Linked DNA regions of Homo sapiens: region 1 is linked to region 2. A link is an interaction called in ENCODE POLR2A ChIA-PET data of the cell type or tissue named here. Cell type or tissue: GM12878. All regions are shown on one strand. Each heading gives the region's core, and the rest is flanking DNA. Links, peaks and the distances in the headings are about the cores only. Region 1 overlaps SHLD1 (shieldin complex subunit 1). Region 2 has its middle 32 kb from the start of GPCPD1.

Region 1 (8,000 bases), core at 1-8,000, 110 kb before region 2:
TCGAGAGCAGCCTGGCCAACATGGTAAAACCCCATCTCTACTAAAAATACAAAAATTAGCTGGGCGCGGTGGCGTGCACCTGTAATCCCAGCTACTTGGGAGGCTGAGGCAGGAGAATCACTTGAACCTGGGAAGCGGAGGTTGCAGTGAGCCGATATCACACCACTGCACTCCAGCCTGGGCGACAAAGTGAGCCTCCATCTCAAAAAAAAAAAAAAGAAATTAAGACATGAAAAATATTTAGCACAGTATCTGTGGCTCACTGATGGCTAGCTCTGATAAGTAAAATAGTAATCATTAAGAAACAAATTACAGGCTCCTATCTTCTCAGCCTGCCTCTAGTTCACTTGCTCCTCTGTTTCCCATCCAGGGGCCATTTTGTTTCTTTCATCCTTTTTTTTTTTTTAATTTTACTTTAAGTCCTGGGATACATGTGCAGAAGGTGCATATTTGTTATGTAGGTATACATGTGCCATGGTGGTTTACTGCACCTATCAACCCGTCATCTAGGTTTTAAGCCCTGCATGCATTAGATATTTGTCTTAATGCTCTCTTTCCCCTTGACCCTAACCCCTGACAGGCCCCAGTGTGTGATGTTCCCCTCCCTGTGTCCCTGTGTTCTCACTGTTCAACTCCCACTTATGAGTGAGAACATGTGGTGTTTGGTTTTCTGCTCCTGTGTTAGTTTGCTGAGAATGATGGCTTCCAGCTTCATCCATGTCCCTGCAAAGGACATGAACTCATTGTTTTTTATGGCTGCAGCTTCTTTCATCCTTATCCAGTACGTTCTATGATCCATAATCTTGTTAATGTCCTAAACTTCCCTCCCCCTCCCCATTTTGTCCTTTCATCACACCCCTTTGGCAAAACCCCAGCCTAGATGAACTCAACCACCCCTCACTCTCCATGTGAGTCACCAAACAGGGCAGATTGGCTGTGCTCTAGGTGAACAAGTGTCAACCTGAAACAGGCTGTCTCACTAAATGAATACTAAAATGCTTATTTCGTAACTGTCTCTTCTCTTCTCCTTGACCACTTCATGTTTTCTCCACTCTTCTTCAATGCAGACCCTCCTCCAACACTCACACACCTTCCTCCTCTTTTTCATAATCACCTTGTTGTTTTTTTTTTATTTTTTAGACAGAGTCTCGCTCTGTCGCCCAGGCTGGAGTGCAGTGGCATGATCTCGGCTCACTGCAACCTCCTCCTCCCGGGCTCAAGCAATTCTCCTGCCTCAGCCTCCCGGATAGCCAGGACTACAGGTGCAAGCCACCATGCCCGACTAATTTTTGTATTTTAAGTAGAGACAGGGTTTTGCCATGTTGGTCAGGCTGGTCATGAACTCCTGACCTTAGGTGATCCACCCGTCTCAGCCTCCCAAAGTGTTGGGATTACAGGTGTAAGCCACCAAGCCCGGCCTCATCTTGGTCCTTAATTCACACACACACACATACAGAAGCCAGCAGAGAGGAACTTCCTAAACTCCCCTATCAAACATAACAAAGCCTCCCACACCTGCACTCCACTTCACCTCTCCTTGCAACTGCGGAGCTGACCCTCCCCTAGCAAAGGCCCCCCTCACACACACACACCTGGGTTTTACATCCCACTCTCTAGACCTTTCCAGAAGCCTTCAGCAACAACAATCCCTTCTCTGTTTTCTGTTCGACTGGACCTTTCACTTAAACTCTTCAACATACCCAAATCTCCCCCATTTTCAACAAAAAAGAGGATGTTCATTGGAAATGCCACTTAAATATTTAAAGATAAGGAGACATGATGTCTGCAATATACTGTCAAATATAGATGTATATGTATATGTGTGTGTGTGTGTGTGTGTATAAAAATACAGAGACAGAGAATGATAAAGTAAATGGTTAAATGGTGCAAGTGTAGATAACTGATGAATCTGGAAAACATTATTTGGGAACTCTTTGTACTAGTCTTGCATTTTTTTTAAGATATAAAATTATATCAAAATAAAAAGTTGGCTGGGCACAGTGGCTAATGCCTGCAATCCTAGCAATTTGGGAAGCCAAGGCAGGTAGATTGCTTGAGCCCAATAATTTGAGACCAGCCTGGGTAACATGGTGAAACCCCATCTCTACAAAACAAACAAACAAAAAAAATTAGCAAGTCGTGGTGGCAAGTACCAGTACTCCCAGCTACTTAGGAGGCTGAGGTGGGAGGATCACTTGAGCTCAGGAGGTCGAGGCTACAGTCAGCTGTGATTATGCCACTGCACTCCAGCCTGAGCAGCAGAGCTAGACCCTGTCTAAAAAATTTTTAGACCGTAATCCCAGCACTTTAGGAGGCCAAGGTGGGTGGATCACTTGGGGCCAGAAGTTCGAGACCAGCCTTGCCAACATGGTGAAATCCCATCTCTAGTAAAAATACAAAAAATTATCTGGGCGTGGTTGTGGACACCCATAATCCCAGCTACTGGAGAGGCTGAGGCATGAGAATCGCTTGAAGCCAAGAGGCAGAGGTTGCAGTGAGCTGAGATTGCACCACTGTACTCCAGCCTGGGCAATAGAGCAAGACTTTCAAAAAAAAAATTAATTAAAAAAAGGTGTCGGCTGGGCACCGTGGCTCATGCCTGTAATCCCAGCACTTTGGGAGGCCGAGGTGGGCGGATCACGAGGTCAGGAGTTTGAGACCAGCCTGGCAACATAACGGAACCCCGTCTCTACTAAAAATACAAAAAATTAGCTGGGCGTGGTGGCGGGTGCCTGTAATCCTAGCTACTTGGGAGGCTGAGGCAGGAGAATCACTTGAAGCCAGGAGATGGAGGTTGCAGTGAGCAGAGATCGCGCCATTGCACTCTATCCCGGTGGGCAGTGCGAGACTCCATCTCAGAAAAAAAAAAAAAAAAAAACTTGTCAAGAAAGATGAGAAAAAAAAAAAAACACATTTGACATCTGCTCTCCTCATAGCTAGTCCCCTCTCCCCTCCACAGACTTCTCAAAAGACCCCACAATTGGCTCATTTCAACTCATAACTTGCAGGTACTTCTTTTCTTTTCAGGATGACCTTCCCAAAGCGTCCTCCCACCTCTTTGCCTGTTCCTATCCTCCATCTCAAAATGGACTTCCTTAAAACTTGGCCCAAGGCCAGGTGCAGTGGCTCACACCTGTAATCCCAGCACTTTGGGAGGCTGAAGTTGGTGGATCACAAGGTCAGCAGTTTGAGACCAGCCTGACCAACATGGTGAAACCCCCCATCTCTACTAAAAATACAAAAATTAGCCAGGCATGATGACAGACACCTATAATCCCAGCTACTCGGAAGGCTGAGGCAGGAGAATCACTTGAACTCAGGGGGTGGAGGTTGCAGTGAGCTGAGATCGTGCCATTGCACTCCAGCCTGGACAACAGAGCGAGACTCCATCTAAAAAAAAAAAATATAAAAAAAAATAATACTTGGCCCAAAGCTCACTTCCTTCCCTTCCTTTCCCTTCCCCTCCCCCTCTCCTTCCCCTCCCCCTCCCTTCCCCTCCCCTCCCCTCCCTTCCCTTCCCTTTCCTTCTCTGAGACATTAATTACCACCAAGAAACATCTCTAGCCCAAATCCCCCCACCTTAGCTTGTACCTCAGGCCCCCTCACTGTCCCTGCATCTGACATAATGGACCTCCTTCAGGTTCTCCAATTTACCCTGCTTCCTCCCACTGCACTTGTCCTTCCTTCCAGCAGAGGTGCATCTCCCTCTCCTGGATAACGCTTCTAACACATGGAAGAGGAGGAAACGCTTCTCAATTCACTCTATGCATCCTGTATTACCCTGACATCAGGGTATTTACCTGCATCAAAGCCAGGTAAAGATAGCGCAAGAAATCAAATCTAGCAACATATAAGAGGATCATACTCTAACATGGACCTAATCCCAGGAATTCAAAGTTGTTTTAACATTTGAAAATAATTGATGTGGACTGGGCATGGTGGCTCATGCCTGTAATCCCAGTACTTTGGGAGGCTGAGGCGGGTGGATCACCTGAGGTCAGGAGTTCAAAACCAGTCTGGCCAACATGGTGAAACCCCATCTCTACTAAAAATACAAAAATTAGCCAGGTGTGGTGGTGGGCACCTGTAATCCCAGGTACTCGGGGGGCTGAGGCAGGAGAATTGCTTGAACCTGGGAGGCGGAGGTTGCAGTGAGCAGAGTTGGTGCCACTGCACTCCGGCCTAGGCAACAAGAGTGAAACTCCATCTCATAAAAAGAAAAGAAAAGAATTGCTGTAATATGCTACATTAGTAGAATAAAGGACAAAACCCAAAACAGATACACACATATACACACACACACAAGTTTTTGACAAAGTCAAACACCCTTTCATGATTAAAATACTCCACAAAGTTAGAATAGAAATAAACTTCCTCAACCTGATAAAGGGCATTTTTGAAAAACCCATAGTTTATCAAGTAGGTTGCTAAGTAAAAAAATAAAAAATAAAGAGAGAAAAAGGCTGGGCATAGTGGCTTACACCAGGCACTTTGGGAGGTCAAGGTGGACAGACTGCTTGAGGCCAGGAATTCGAGACCAGCCTGGCCAACATGGTAAAATCCCATCTCTACTAAAAATACAAAAAATAGCTGGGCGTGGTGGTGTACTTTGTAATCCCAGCTACCCTGTAACTCTCCTGCTAAGGCAGAAGAATCACTTGAACCCAGGAGGCAGAGGTTGCAGTGAGCCAAGATTGCACCACTGTACTCCAGCCTGGGTGACAGAGCAACTCTGTCTCAAAAAAAAAAAAAAAAAAAGAAAGAAAGAAAAAAAGAAAAAGAAAAACCCATAATTAATACCATACTTCATGGTAAAAGACTGAATGCTTTTCCCTCAAAGATTAGGAACAAGATAAGGATGTCTACTCTTATCACTTCTATTCAATATTGTACTAGAAGCCTTAGCCAGGGCAATTAGGCAGGGACATTCAGATTGGAGAGGGAACAGTAAAACTATCTCTATTAGCAGATATGATCTTACATATAGAAAATCCTAGGCCAGATGTGGTGGCTTACGCCTGTAATCCCAACACTTTGGGAAGCTGATGGAAGACGGAGGTTGCAGTGAGCTGAGATTGTCATTGTACTCCAGCTTGGGCTACAAGAGTGAGACTCCATCTCAAAAAAAAAAAAAAAAAAAGAAAGAAAGAAAGAAAATGAAAATCCTAAGGAATCTGCTAAAAAAAATCTTATAGAATGAATAAAGTTAAACAAGGTCACATGATACAAGATCAATGCAGAAAAATCATTCATATTTATGTATGCTAGCAATAAATGATCACAAAATTAAGAACACAATTCCATTTACAATGGCATAGAAAAGAATACAATCCTAGAAATACATTAAAGACATGTAAGATGTATACTGAAAACTATTTTTAAATGTTGGAAGAAATAAAAGATCTAAAGGAATGGAAAGCTATCCCATGTTCGTGGATCAAAAGACTTAATATTTTAAGATGGCAATGTCCCCCAAATAGAAATATCTTTGATATTTAGGTCACTAAAGATCAATATAATGCTTAAAAATTTTTTTTTTTTGTAAAGATGGGGGTCTCACTATATTGCCCAGGCTGATCTCAAACTCCTAGGCCCAAGCAATCCTCCCACCTTGGCCTACCGAAGTGCTGGGATTACAGACATGAGCCACAAAGAAAACCTGAAAAACTAGTTCAGGCGATGATGGAAAGGGGGGTCAGAGATGCCTCCTTATACTTTTCTCTCTTCGAAGTGTAGGCACAACTGACCAGCCTTAACATTAAAATAGAGATCATAAGACTGACAAAACAGATTCTTCATAGCAATAAGATACGCAACTCCAACCTGACTCTGGTATAGCATCACATGACTGCAGGCCCTGAAGGAAATCAAAGGATTTTACCCCAAAACATATTTTCTTTGTCATAGTTTGAAATGGCTCTGCAAAGCCATCTTTTGAGGGGACATTTGCATGCTATCAAAATGTTTTTCCCGCCAGACGTGGTGGCCCATGCCTGTAATCCCAGCACTCCAGGAAGCCGAGGTGGGCGGATCACTTGAGGTTGAGAGTTTGAGACCACCCTGACCAACATGGAGAAACCCCGTCTCTACTAAAAATACAAAATTAGCCAGGCGCGGTGGTGCGTGCCTGTAATCCCAGCTACTGGGGAGGCTGAAGCAGGAGAACCGCTTGAACCTGGGAGGCGGAGGTTGTGGTGAGCCTAGATGACACCATTCCACTCCAGCCTGGGCAACAAGAGTGAAACTCCATCTCAAAAAAAAAAAGAAAAAGAAAAAGAAAATGTTCTTCCCTTACTACAGTAGCCCCCAACCTTTCTGACACCAGGGACCAGTTTCATGGAAGACAATTTTTCCATGGACTGGGGGTGGGGGGACGGTTTTGGGATGAAACTGTTCTACTTCCGATCATCAGGCATTAAATTCTCATGAGGAACACACAACCTAGATCCCTTGCATGTGCAGTTCACAATAGGGTTCACACTCATATGAGAATCTAATACCACCACTGATGTAACAGGAGGCAGAGCTCAGAGAGTAATGCTAGTTCGCCTGCCACTCACCTCCAGACTGGTGCTGGTCCATGGCCCGGGGATTGAGGATCCCTGCCTTAGTAGGTCTCATCCAGAAGCCTCTTTTAAGGCCTTGTAAGAGATATTTAGTACCTATTCTCTCTAAAGCCTGTTACTTAGAGGCTTCATCTATACAACAAGAACCTTGGCTCCCACAAACCCCCTTAACTCAAGCATTTCTCTTCTTTTTTCTTTTTTTTTTTTTGAGACAGGGTCTCGCTCTGTTGCCCAGGCTGGAGTGCAATGGCACGATCTCGGCTCACTGCAACCTCCACCTCCCAGGTTCAACCAATTCTCCTGCCTCAGCCTCCCGAGTAGCTGGAATTACAGGCATGTGCCACCACGCCCAGGTAATTTTTGTATTTTTAGTAGAGATGGGGTTTCACCATGTTGGCCAGGCTGGTCTTGAACTTTTGACCTCAGGTGATCCGCCCGCGTCGGCCTCCCAAAGTGCTGGCATTACAGGCGTGAGCCACCACGCCCGGCCCAACTCAAGCATTTCTTTATGCTGATTTCAACACTTCAGGCAAAGCAACCAATTGCCAATCAGTTTGAATTCACCTATGACCTGAAACCCTCTCCCCAAACATTTATACATTTTGAGGCCTAAAATGTATAAAACCAAGCTGTAATCTAACTACCTTGGGCACAAGTTCTCAGGACCTCCTGATGCTGTGTTACGGGCCATGGTCACTCATATTTGGCTCGGAATAAACCTCTTTAAATATTTTACAGAGTTTGGCTTTTTTCATCAACAATGGGAAAGGAGGTCAGACATACCTTGTTATAACCACCTCTTTTTGGAGTTTAGGCACAAATGACCAGCATTAATGTTAAAAATAGAGATCATGGCCAGGTGCAGGGGCTGACACCTGTAGTCCCAGCACTTTGGGAGGCTGAGGCAGGAAGATCACTTAAGCCCAGGAGTTCAAGACCAGCCTGCGCAACATGGTGAAAACCCGACTCTACAAAAAATACAAAAACTAGCCAGGCATGGTGGTGCCTGCCTGTAGTCCTAGCTACTCAGAAGGCTGAGATGGGAGGATTGCTTGAGCCCAGGAGGTTGAGGCTGCAGTGAGCTGAGATGACACCACTGCATTCCAGCCTGGGTGACAGAGCAAGACCCTGTCTCAAGAAAAAAAAATAGATCATATGACTGACAAAACAGACTCTGTGGCAATAAGATACCAAATTATGGCTAGGTGTGGTGGCTCATGCCTGTAATCCCAGCACTTCTGAAGCGGCGTCGTTTGTCTGCGGTAATACCCAAGGTTCACTGTCTCATGACAAGGAAATCAAAGACGCTAACACACAAGGAGTGTGTTTAAGAGAGGAAAGTCTAATAGGCAAAAGAGAAAAGCTCTCCCATGCAGAGGGAGGGGGGTTCCGAACGGATCTCCCCCATTTGGGGCAAGATGAGGTTGGTTTTAT
Region 2 (12,813 bases), core at 933-8,932:
ATTTTTAGTAGAGATGGGTTTTTACCATGTTGGTCAGGCTGGTCTGAACTCCTGACCTCGTGATCCACCTGCCTCGGCGTCCCAAAGTGCTGGGATTACAGGCCCACGCGTGAGCCACCACGGCCTCATTTTCTAATACAGTCATTCATTAAGAATGTAGGAGCCGGGTGCGGTGGCTCATGCCTGTAATCCCAGCACACTGGGAGTCCGAGAAGGGTGGATCACCTGAGGCCAGAAGTTCAAGACCAGCCTGGTCAACATGGTGAAACCCCGTCTCTACTAAATATACAAAAATTAGCTGGGCGTGGTGGCGGGCACCTGTAATCCCAGCTACTCAGGAAGCTGAGGCAGGAGACTCGCTTGAACCCGGGAGGCGGAGGTTGCAATGAGCCAAGATCACACCATTGTGCTCCAGCCTGAGCAACAACAGTGAAACTTTGTCTCAAAAAAAAAAAAAAAAAAGAACGTAGGAAAATTCTACTCTGTTTTATCAAAACTCCAAAACAAAAAAATTGGTCAATGATTTTTTAAAACAAAAATTTCAGGCCAGGTACAGTGTCCCAGGCCTGTTCAAGACCAGCCTGAGAAACATGGTGAAATCCTGTCTCTGCAAAAAATAAAAAAAATAGCCAGATGTGGTGGTGCAGGCCTATAATCCCAGCTACTTGGGAGGCTGAGGCAGGAGAATCACTTGAACCCGGGCTGTCAAGGCTTCAGTGAACCTAGATGGCACCACTGCATTCCAGCCTGGGCAACAGAGCGAGACCCTGTCTCGAAAACAACAACAACAAAAAAGTTGAATTAGAAGTCATAGGTTTTTGGCTGGGTACAGTGGCTCATGCCTGTAATCCCAGCATTTTGGGAGGTTGAGGTGGGTGGATCACAAGGTCAGGAGTTCCAGACCAGCCTGGCCAATATGGTGAAACCCTGTCTCTACTAAAAATACAAAAATTAGCTGGGCGTGGTGGTGCGTGCCTGTAGTCCCAGCTGCTTGGGAGGCTGAGGTAGGAAAATTGCTCGAACCCGGGAGGTGGAGGTTACAGTGAGCTGAGATAGCACCACTGCACTCCAGCTTGGGTGACAGAACAAGACTCCATCTCAAAGAAAATAATAATAATAATAATAATAATAATAATAATAATAGTAATAATAGAAGTGATAGGTTTTTGTTTGTTTTTGTTTTTAGACAAGAACTTACTTTGTTGCCCAGGTTGGAGTGCAGAGGTGCCATCTCAGCTCGCTGCAACTTCTGCCTCCTGGGTTCAAGCAGTTATCGTGCCTCAGCCTCCCGAGTACCTGGAATTACAGGCGCACGCCACCACACCCGGCTACTTTTTATATTTTTGGTTGAGATGGGCTTTCACCATGTTGGCCAGGCTGGCCTCAAACTCCTGGCCTCAAGTCATCTGCCCACCTCGGCCTCCCAAAGTGCTGGGATTACAGACATGAGCCACTGCATCCAGCCTAGATTTTTTTCTTTTTTAAGTGAGAATGTTGGAGGAGGTGATCCCTCAGGTCTCTTCCAGCTCTGAGATATTTTGTTTTGTTTTGTGTCTTGCTTTACTTTCTGGAAGTGACAGTGTTTGAAGGAGGCCCATGCCTGTGGGACCAAATTAAACAGAGCTCAGAGCTGGCCAATCTGTCTGACTCATTGAGAACAGAAGCACACACCCTGTTAGCATTTGTTGAGCAATGAAGACAGAGTTGCGTCTTGTGTCTCCTGTCTCATAGCATTTCTTAAGTTCTTTCAGAATTTCACCAGACACTGAATTCGAGATAGAGCTGATGTCGTTTTTTTTCTTTTTTTTTTTTTGAGATGGAGTTTCGCTCTTGTTGCCCAGGCTGGAGTGCAGTGGCGCCATGTCGGCACACTGAAATCTCCTCATCCCGGCCGGGTTCAAGCAATTCTCCTGCCTCAGCCTCCCAAGTAGCTGGGACTACAGGCACCCGCCACCACACCCGGCTAATTTTTTGTATTTTTAGTAGAGACGGGGTTTCACCATGTTGGCCAGGATGGTCTCAAACTCTTGACCTCAGGTGATCCACCCGCCTTGGTCTCCCAAAGTGCTGGGATTACAGCATGAGCCACTGCACCTGGCCAGAGCTGGTGTAATTTTCTACATAGAAGTTAAACTGGGTAACTCAGTTCAGAGCCCAGTACGAACAACCCCTTTAGAAGCAGCCAATCTGGAGGCAATATAGGTCATAAAAAAAAGAAAAATAGAAGCAGCCAAGAAAATGGCCTTAGCAGCTACAGCATGCTTGGACAGTTTAGGGAAATCTCTTAGCCCAGTCATGATTCTTATGGTTAAAACAACGACAGCAACAAAAATATTTCTCTTGATATTCTTTTAAAAGTTTTCACTGAGTCCTGAATAGAGACTGTATTAAAGTGGCATGAGAAAATGCAAAAGCATTTCAGCTCTACCTCAAGCTTTCTTCCTTATAGAAACAAATATAAACAAACAACTAACCACATTTCCTCCTCAACGTTTCCTCAGGGACAGATGAGCCTGGGAATTTTGCCCTTTATGGTATCTAGTGACTCACTTTTCTTTTTTTTTGAGATGGAGTCTCGCTCTGTCGCCCAGGCTGGAGTGCAGTGGCATGATCTCTGCTCACTACAAGCTCCACCTCCCGGGTTCACGCCATTCTCGTGCCTCAGCCTCCCGAGTGGCTGGGACTACAGGTGCCCACCACCATGCCCAGCTAATTTTTGTATTTTTAGTAGAGATGGGGTTTCACCATCTTGGCCAGGCTGGTCTTGAACTCCTGACCTTGTGATCCACCCACATCAGCCTCTGGACATGCTGGGATTACAGGTGTGTGCCGTCGCACCCAGCTGCACTTAATTTTTAATTTAACTTTATTATTTTTTTGAGACAGGGTCTCAGTCTGTCACCCAGTCTGGAGTGCAGTTGCATAATCACGGTTCGCTCGACTTCCTGGGCTTAGGTGATCCCCCCACCTCTGCGTCTTGAGTAGCTGGGACTACAGGTGCATGCCACCACACCTGGCTAATTTTTCTATTTTTGTAGAGATGGGGTTTCATCATGTTGCCCAGGCTGATCTCAAACTTCTGGGCTCAAGCAATCTGCCCACCTTGCCTTCCCAACTTGCTGGATTACAAGTGTCAGGCACTGTGCCCGGCCTCCAACATTTATAAAAGTCATAAATCACCTTTGTTGAGTTATAGATCTAGAAATTTTAGCTCACAAAGGAGCCTATATTCTTTGTGGTATCAAGTGACTCACTTTCTTTTTCTTTTTCTTTTTTTTTTTTTTTGAGATGGAGTTTCACTCTTGTTGCCCAGGCTGGGGCTGGAGTGCAGTGGCGCCATGTCGGCTCACTGCAACCTCCTCATCCCGGGCTCAAGCGATTCTCCTGCCTCAGCCTCCCAGCTACTCGGGAGGCTAAGCAGGAGAATCGCTTGAACCCAAGAAGTGGAGGTTGCAGTGAGCTGAGATCATGCCATTGCACTCCAGCCTGGGCAACAAGAGCGAAACTCCGTTTCAAAAAAAAAAAAAAAAAAATTAGCTGGGCATAGTGGCACGTGCCTGTAATCCCAGCTACTAGGGAGGCTGAGTCAGGAGACTTGCTTGAACCTGGGAGGCAGAGGTTGCAGTGAGCCGAGATTGTGCCACTGAACTCCAGCCTGCGCGACAGAGCGAGACTTCGTCTCAAAAAATAAAATAAAATAAAATAAAAATGCTGGAAAGCAGGAGCTTCAGTAAGTTTAATTCTCCGAAAACTTGCTGGTGATTTGTATGCCATACTTAGTGATTTATTAACAAAACAGAAGAGAAGCTGTTCAAGTTGTTAGAAGAGAATTCAAATTCCTGAGTAGGTTTTACCCAAATAAGTGACAACTTCAATCACATAATTATTGGGTGATCTGTTGTCAGCTCCGTGCATATGACCTAAGTTTTCACCTTAGAAACAAAAGGGAGAAGTTGTACTTTACAGGGTATGTTTTCTACATGTGGATAGTGTCAATGAAAAAAAATTTGAAAGTGCTGGAGCCCATTCTGGAGTTTCATGCATGCACTCATATAGCATTTGAGTTGAGTTCAAACCCTTTTTCACTCTACCAAGGTCCATCTCATGGGACTTTGGTCTTAGAGGAGGAATAAAAAGAGAACAACAATGAGCTCTAATATAAAACACAGGAAATGAGACTCGTGAGAAAGTTATTCTCGTCTTTACGTGTTCGGTTGAATGCCGCTGTGTCATGTAGGGCCAAGATTGCAGCAAAACAGGATCTGGGTCATTACACACTTTCCACTGAAGGGGGTCTCAAGAGTATCCTCATTTTGGGTTTGAGATGCCGATTCACCTTATCAGTATTTACTTTTTAAAAACTAGTTGGGTTTTTTTGAGACAGAGTCTCACTCTGTCACACAGGCTGGAGTGCAGTGGCACAATCTTGGCTCACTGCAGCCTCAACTTCCCAGGTTCAAGTGATCCTCCCACCTCAGCCTCCCAAGTAGCTGGGACTATAGGTGTGTACCCCCATGCTCAGTTAGCCTTTCAATTTTTAGATATGGGTGGAATTGGGTATGACTGGTCATATCCAGCAGGATGCCCAGTTAGGAGAGAAGCAGTTTGTTGTTTATGTGGTGTTTGATTTGTCTAAAATCTAACAAGTTCCTAAAAAGTCTTTCTGTTTCCTCATTTGTGGAAAAATTGGGTTGGCATTATGACTGTGGGAATAACTGTGAGGACTGAGGGGAAGAAGGAGCTAAAAAGAGAATAAAGGAAACAAAGAAGCTTACTTCAGATAGGATGGTCAGAAAGTCTGCTTTAGTGGACAATAATTAAGCTAAGGCCCAGAGGAAGAGACAAAGCTAGCATGGGAAGAGTAGGGGAAGAGCTTCTAGGATGAAGGAACAGTATAGCAAAGACCTCTAGGCTGGACAGGACTGGCATTGTGTGCCAAAGACAGAGTGGCATGAAATGAGCTTGCACTTGGGAGGATGGGTAGAAGCCAGGTCCTGTAGCAGTTTAGAGGACACTACAAGTTTATTTTTATTTATTTATTTATTTTGAGATGGAGTCTTGCTCTGTCATCCAGGCTGGAGTGCAGTGGCGCGATCTCAACTCACCCCAACCTCTGCCTCCTGGGTTCAAGTGATTCTCCTGCCTCAGCCTCCCAAGTAGCTGGGATTACAGGTGCCTGCCACTATGCCTGGCTAATTTTTGTATTTTTAGTAGAGACAGGTTTCGCCATGTTGGCCAGGCTGGTCTCCAACTCCTGACCTCAGGTGATTGGCCTGCCTTGGCCTCCCAGAGTGCTGGGATTACAGGTGTAAGCCACTGTGCCAGGCCTAAGTTTATATTTAGTTCTAAGTGTAGTGGGAATCCAATGAAGGATGTTGCATAGACTGTGAGTGATCTGATTTTTATTTTTTAAGATAGACCTATTTTCTGGGTAGAGAATGGGTTGGATAGGGCAAGGAGATGGGGTGGTAATGGAGAGGGTAAGGAGGTGGGGTGGTAATGGAGGTGGACAAGTTTGAAATGGCTTTGGATACAGAATGAACAAGACTTGTGATGAATTGGATGTAGAGAGTGGGGAGAAAAAATGAATCCAGATATAATGAAATTTCCTACTAGTGTGGTTAAATAGGAGGTGGTGCTACCTACAAGACAAGTAAGGCCTACTGTGGGAGAACAGGTTTGGGAAGGGAGGAACCAAGGCGATACATTGTGCTGTCTATGAATTTCCTGGTTGGAATATTAAGAAGGCAGGTGAATTATAACAGTCTGAAGTTCCAGGAAGAGATCAGGGCTGGAGATATAAATGTTGATAATGCTGGTATCAAGATGGCATTAAAGCCATGGGATTGGATAAAATCATTCAGAAAGAGAACAGAGGAGCTCCAGTAGTGCAATTGCTTAAAGTGCAGTACTTATATGACAGAAAGCACAGAAAGAGCAGAGATGTGGCTGGGTGTGGCGGCTCACGCCTGTAATCCCAGTATTTTGGGAGACCAAGGCGAGTGGATCACCTGAAGTCAGGATTCCGAGACCAGCCTGGCCAATGTGGTGAAACCCCATCTCTACTAAAAATACCAAAACTAGCGGGGAGTAGTGGCACATGCCTGTAATCCCAGCTACTTGGGAGGCAGGATAGTGCGGAGGTTGCAGTGAGCCGAGACCCTGCCATTGCACTCCAGCCTGACTCCACCTCAAAAAAAAAGAAAAGAAAAAGAGAAGACACGCAATGATTAAGATTCTCAGCTTTATTATTATTATTCTCTTTTTATTAAAAAGTAGAGATGGGAGCCATGCGCGGTGGTTCACACCTGTAATCCCAGCACTTTGGGAGGCTAAGGCAGACAGATCACTTGAGGTCAGGGGTTGGAGACCAGGCTAGTCAACATGGTGAAACTTCGTCTTTATTAAAATGCAAAAATTAGCCAGCCACGGTGGCAGGCACCTGTAATCCCAGCTGCTCAGGAGGCTGAGGCAGGAGAATCTCTTGAAACCGGGAGGCGGAGGTTGCAGTGAGCTGAGATCATGCCACTGCACTCTAGCCTGGGTGACAGAGTGAAACTCCCTCTCAAAAAAATAAATAAATAAATAAAAGTTGAGATGGGGGTCTCACTATACTGGCCAGTCTGGTCTTGAACTCCTGTCTTCAAGTGATTTTCCCACCTCAACCTCCCAAAGTTCTGAGATTACATGCATGAGCCACTGTGCCTGACCAGGATCCTTAACATTTAGAGGTTGGATAATGGAGGAAGACCTTAAATAGATGGCCAGGGAGATGACAAACAAGGAGAAAATGGCATCCCTGAAACTAGAAGGAAAGTATTTTCAGAAACAGTGAGTGGTCAATTGAGTCAATGTTGCTTAGAGATCAGAAAACACAAAACAGAAAAATGTCCAGTGGGTTAGGCAACATGGAGTCCTTGTTGGCCATAATGAAAGCAGGTTCAGTGAAGTGGTGGTTGGGGCAAAAGCCAAGCCAGAGGGAAGTAGATGGCAGGCAGAGGGCATTCTTCCAAGAAATTTGGCCCAGATGAAAGTAGTTTAAAAAACCCTTTGCTTCTTCTCTGTGTGTTGTGAAAGAACAAAGCTCTAAGGTTATTGTCTTATTGCAGTCTGGTTTTCCCTTCCTGTTTTGATTGCAAAGTTCACTTTGCTTCAATTTTCAATTAACAGTAACTGGAAAATCATCTCCTTTCATCACAGCGTGAAACCTGCACAGCATTGTCCTGTAAAGCAACTACTAATTACATTGGCACAAGTAAACTTCCTGAAAGACTGTGTCCTTGTTGAATAAAGATATCATTCAAGCGACCCTGATTTCTTCTTAGAAGCTAAAAATATCTTTCCATCTTCTTAAAACCAATTAATTATTCAGGAGAAATATTCTCCTTCTAGTCTGGCCAAGAGATTGAAAATGACCTTTTAAGGGCAAGGGCAGCTTGTCTCCTTCTGTTAGTGCAAAAATAACATTGAAAGAGGAAAAATGGGTCTGTCATTCTCACTTCTGTTTTCCCTCCTCTTCTGCAACACGTGTCAAGGACAACCAGGTCTCAAGAACTTCATCTCTATTCCCAGCTCTGGGACTCAAATTAGTGCTTGAGTTTTCCTTAAAATGATCCTGGCTCCAATATTACATACCTCCTTTGTTTCCTCTTTTTTTTTTTAGATGGAGTCTCGCTCAGTTGCCCAGGCTGGAGCACAGTCAGCGCACTGCAACCTCCGCCTCCCAGGTTCAAGCGATTCTTCTGCCTCAGCCTCCTGAGTAGCTAGGATTATGGGTGCACACTACCACTCCTGGCTAATTTTTATATTTTTAGTAGAGACTGGGTTTCACCATGTTGGCCAGGCTGGTCTTGAATTCTTGAGCTCCCGTGATCTGCCTGCCTTGGCCTCCCAAAGTGCTGGGATTACAGGCGTGAGCCACCGCACCCAGCCTCCTCACCTTTTTAAAATTAATTTTTAAAATTTTCTGTAGAGATGGGTTGTTACCATGTTGCCCAGGCTGGTCTCGAACTCCTAGACTGAAGTGACTCTTTTGCCTCAGCCTCCCAAAGTGCTGGGATTACAGGCATGAGCCACCACGCTTAGCCTGTCTCTTCTTTTCTCCCCTCAATATTAGCTTTCCCTTGGCCCAGTCTCCCACCACCTCCTGGTGTTCATACCCTTTCTCATTGAATAGGACTGACCTATGTGACCAATGGGATATTACAGAAATGACAGAGGATGGCTTCTGAGGCTAGCTCACACAAAAACATTGCAGCCTGATCCTTGTTCTCTCTTGGATTGCTTACTCTGAGGAAGGCTGCCATCATATCATGAGAACAGTAAAGCAGTCCCTCATAGGGAGGCTCTGAAGGTTCCGGCTAATAACCAGCACTATGTGAGCAAGCCCTCTTGGAAGTAAATCTGCCAGCCCCAGGCAAGCCTTCAGATAACTACAACCCCAGCTGACATCTTGTCTGCAGCCTCCCAAGAAACCCCAAACCAGAACCACTCAGCTAAACTGCTTCTAGTCTTCTGACCCACAGAAACTGCAATATAAAATGTTTATTGTTTCAAGCCACTAAGTTTGGGGTGAATTGTTATATGGCAATAGATAAATAATACATCGCTGGGATTAAATGACTGGGAACAGCTTCATGACCTCCGGGAAGGAAAGGTTCACATATATTAAAGAGGATTGTTTTAAATTCAGGTATGTAATTGAGGAATTTTAGAAAACAGAAAACATGGGGTGAAGGATCCAAGGCAGGGGGTAAGGAGAGGAGACAGTTTTTCTGTGCATATGCATGTTTTGAGATGCAGGAAAGAGCAGAAGGGGCCGGGTGCAGTGGCTCACGCCTGTAATCCCAGCACTTTGGCAGCCTGAGGAGGGTGGATCACCTGACGTCAGGAGTTCAAGACCAGCCTGGCCAACATGACAAAACCCTGTCTCTACTAAAAATACAAAAATCAGCAGGGTGTGGTGGTGGGCACCTGTAGTCCCAGCTACTCAGGAGGCCAAGGCAGGAGAATTGCTTGAACCAGGAGGTGGAAGTTGCAGTGAGCCAAATTGCACCACTGCACTCCAGCCTGGGCAACAGAGTGAGACTCTGTCTGAAGAAAAAAAAAAAAAAAGGCCGGCCATGGTGGCTCACGCCTATAATCCCAGCACTTTGGGAGGTTGAGGCAGACAGATCACTTGAGGTCAGGGGTTCAAGACCAGCCTGGCCAACATGGTGAAACCCCGTCTCTACTAAAAATACAAAAATTAGCCAGGCTTGGTTGGTGGGCACCTGTAACCCTAGCTACTTGGGAGGCTGAGGCAGGAGAATCACTTGAACCCAGCAGGCAGAGGTTGCAGTAAGTCGAAATCACACTACTGCACTCCAGCCTGGATGACAGATCAAGACTAAGTCTCAAAAAAGCAAAAGGAGCTAACATATAGTTGAGTAGGTCCTGAGAACTTGCCTTCAGATCAAACACTGCCCAGCCTGTATTCATCAGGGCTTCTTACCTCCCTACACTTAAAAAATCTTTTATTGATTACATTATCATGGTAGATTAAAAATAACCCCCTAGGGAAGCCAGTTACCATGTGAGATGTGTGATTCTCTTTAACCCACCATGTTGTAAGGAAGCCCAATTTAGCCATGTGGAAAAGTACTTGAAAAGAGAAAACCAGCCTCAGCTGTTTCAGCCACTCCAATTAGCTACCAGGCGTGTAAGTAAAGACGCCATCTGATCAATACCGATAAAGAAACCTGCAGCTCCCTCTCCCCACGGTCTCCCTCTCCCTCTCCCCACGGTCTCCCTCTCCCTCTCCCCATGGTCTCCCTTTCCCTCTCTTTCCACGGTCTCCCTCTGATGCCGAGCCGAAGGTGGACTGTACTGCCGCCATCTCTGCTCACTGCAACCTCCCTGCCTGATTCTCCTGCCTCAGCCTGCCGAGTGCCTGCGATTGCAGGCGCGCGCCGCCACGCCTGACTGGTTTTCGTATTGTTTTGGTGGAGACAGGGTTTCCCTGTGTTGGCCGGGCTGGTCTCCAGCTCCTGACCGCGAGTGATCCGCCAGCCTCGGCCTCCCGAGGTGCCGGGATTGCAGACGGAGTCTCGTTCACTCAGTGCTCAATGGTGCCCAGGCTGGAGTGCAGTAGCGTGATCTCGGCTCGCTACAACCTCCACCTCCCAGCCGCCTGCCTTGGCCTCCCAAAGTGCCGAGATTGCAGCCTCTGCCCGGCCGCCACCCCGTCTGGGAAGTGAGGAGCGTCTCTGCCTGGCCGCCATCGTCTGAGATGTGGGGAGCGCCTCTGCCCCGCCACCCCGTCTGGGATGTGAGGAGCGCCTCTGCCCGGCCGCGACCCCGTCTGGGAGGTGAGGAGCGTCTCTGCCCGGCCGCCCCGTCTGAGAAGTGAGGAGCCCCTCCACCCGGCAGCCGCCCCGTCTGGGAAGTGAGGAGCATCTCCGCCTGGCAGCCGCCCCATCAGGGAGGCGGGAGACAGCCCCCGCCCCGCCAGCCACCCCGTCCGGGAGGGAGGTGGGGGGCAGCCGCCCCCCGGCCAGCCGCCCCGTCCGGGAGGTGGGGGGGCGCCTCCACCCGGCCTCCCCTTCTGGGAAGTGAGGAGCCCCTCTGCCCGGCTGCCACCCCGTCTGGGAGGTGTACCCAACAGCTCATTGAGAACGGGCCATGATGACGATGGCGGTTTTGTCGAATAGAAAAGGGGGAAATGTGGGGAAAAGATAGAGAAATCAGTTGGTTGCTGTGTCTCTGTAGAAAGAAGTAGACATAGGAGACTCCATTTTGTTCTGTACTAAGAAAAATCCTTCTGCCTTGGGATGCCGTTGATCTATGACCTTACCCCCAACCTGGTGCTCTCTGAAACATGTGCTGTGTCCACTCAGGGTTAAATGGATTAAGGGCGGTGCAAGATGTGCTTTGTTAAACAGATGCTTGAAGGCAGCAGGCTCGTTAAGAGTCATCACCACTCCCTAATCTCAAGTACCCAGGGACACAAACACTGCGGAAGGCCGCAGGGTCCTCTGCCTAGGAAAACCAGAGACCTTTGTTCACTTGTTTATCTGCTGACCTCCCCTCCACTGTTGTCCTATGACCCTGCCAAATCCCTCTCTGCGAGAAACACCCAAGAATGATCAATAAAAAAAAAAAGATGCCATCTTTGGACGGACATGGTGGCTCACACCTGTAAACCCAGCACTTTGGGAGGCCAAGGCAGGATTGAGTGAGGCCAGGAGTTCAAGACTAGCCTGCAACATAGTGAGAACTGCTCCCCCACCACACACATCTCTATGAAAAATTTGAAAATTAGCTGGCCGTGGTAGCACATGACTATAGTCCCAACTACTCAGGAGGCTGAGGTGGGAGGAACATTTGAGCCCAGGAGTTTGATGCTACAATGAGCTATGATTGAGCCACTGCACTCCAGCCTTGGTGACAGTGAGACCCTGTCTCAATAATAATAGTAATAGAGGAAGAAGGAGGAGGAGGAGGAGGAGGAGGAAGAGGAGGAGCCATTCTGGAAATCTGGTTCAGCTTTTAGGCCCACTCCAGCCCCAGCTGCCATCTTACTCCAACTGCATAGAAATCCTGAACAAGAACCTTCCTGCTGAGCCCAGTCAGCCTATAGAACTGAAAAAGATAATAAAATGGTGGTTTTAAGCTGCTAAGTTTTGGAGTGATTTGTTCTGTAGCAAAAATAATCAGAACAATGAAAGAAGGAATTAATCAGGGAAACACTAGGAATCCTTGTTTTGTAACGGAACCATTTGTCTGGCTGTATGACCTCCTCCAGCTCAGCTTCTCAGGTTCAGGAGGAGAGGTAATAAACAGTAGTGCTTATGCAAGATTTTCATTTTACCATGGCACATGAAGTGACATCAAACACCCTAGGCATGATAAATGGGCATTTAATAAAATTGGGGCCAAGTGTGGTGGCTCAAGCCTGTAATCCCACTTTGGGAGGCTGAGGTGGGAGGATTGTTTGAAGCCAGGAGTTTGAGACCAGCCTGGGCAACATAGTGAAACATCATCTCTGCAAAAAAATTTTAAAAGTTGGCCAGGCACAGTGGCTCAAGCCTGTAATCACAGCACTTTGGGAGGCCAAGGCAAGCAGATCACTTGAAGTCAGGAGTTCGAGACTAGCCTGGCCAACATGGCGAAACTCTGTCTTCACTAAAATATAAAAATTAGCCAGGCATGGTGATGCACACCTGTAGTCCTAGATACTTAGAAGGCTGAAGCAAGAAAATTGCTTGAACTCAGAAGATGGAAGTTGCAGTGAACACAATTTAAAAAGTTGCCAGACATGTTGGCCAGGCACGGTGGCTCATGCCTGTAATCCCAGCAATTTGGAAGGCCGAGGCAGGCGGATCATGAGGTCAGGAGATCGAGACCATCCTGGCCAACAAGATGAAACCCCGTCTCTACTAAAAATACAAAAATTAGCTGGGCGTGGTGATGGGCACCTGTAAGCCTAGCTACTTGGGAGGCTGAAGCAGAAGAATGGCTTGAACCTGGGGGGCAGAGGTTGCAGTGAGCCAAGATCGTGCCACTGCACTCCAGCCTGGTGACAGAGCAAGACTCTGTCTCAAAAAAAAAAAAAAAAAAAAAGTTACCAGACATGGCAGAGAGACAGAGAGAGATCCTATCTCAAAAAAAAAAAAAAAAAAAAAAAGAAAGAAAGAAAAGAAAAAATTCTAATTATCTGGCCTACCTTGTTTGACTGTAGGCCATAAGACCCCTATTCCAGAGAGGGTCTTGCCCCACACCCAGAAGGAAGTAGTGCTACTCGGAGAGGCCAGGAATCTAGACAGACAGGCC

What was found. Peaks named below come from ENCODE experiments on the same cell type or tissue, not always from the same donor. Only the 100,000 strongest peaks of a DNase experiment are listed, where the experiment ranks them.
Region 1: POLR2A ChIA-PET joins it to region 2 with 12 read pairs; 11 of 35 experiments call an interaction of 5 or more read pairs at or near these places.

The regions. Positions count from the first base shown.
Region 1 is chr20:5,753,830-5,761,829 of GRCh38, reverse strand. The region is part of intron 1 of SHLD1 (shieldin complex subunit 1); the gene reads right to left. Among named protein-coding and RNA genes, the nearest start is that of SHLD1, 7.4 kb to the right of the region's middle. RefSeq lists an enhancer at 1,051-1,200. In GM12878, for the core only: no CTCF peak of the experiment used is centred there; a DNase peak (open chromatin) is centred at 959; H3K4me3 peaks cover 408 bases; H3K27ac peaks cover 2,095 bases.
Region 2 is chr20:5,637,006-5,649,818 of GRCh38, reverse strand. No RefSeq gene overlaps it. Among named protein-coding and RNA genes, the nearest start is that of GPCPD1, 32 kb to the right of the region's middle. RefSeq lists enhancers at 2,167-2,306, 2,827-2,876. In GM12878, for the core only: no CTCF peak of the experiment used is centred there; DNase peaks (open chromatin) are centred at 2,486 and 4,178; H3K4me3 peaks cover 2,372 bases; H3K27ac peaks cover 6,245 bases.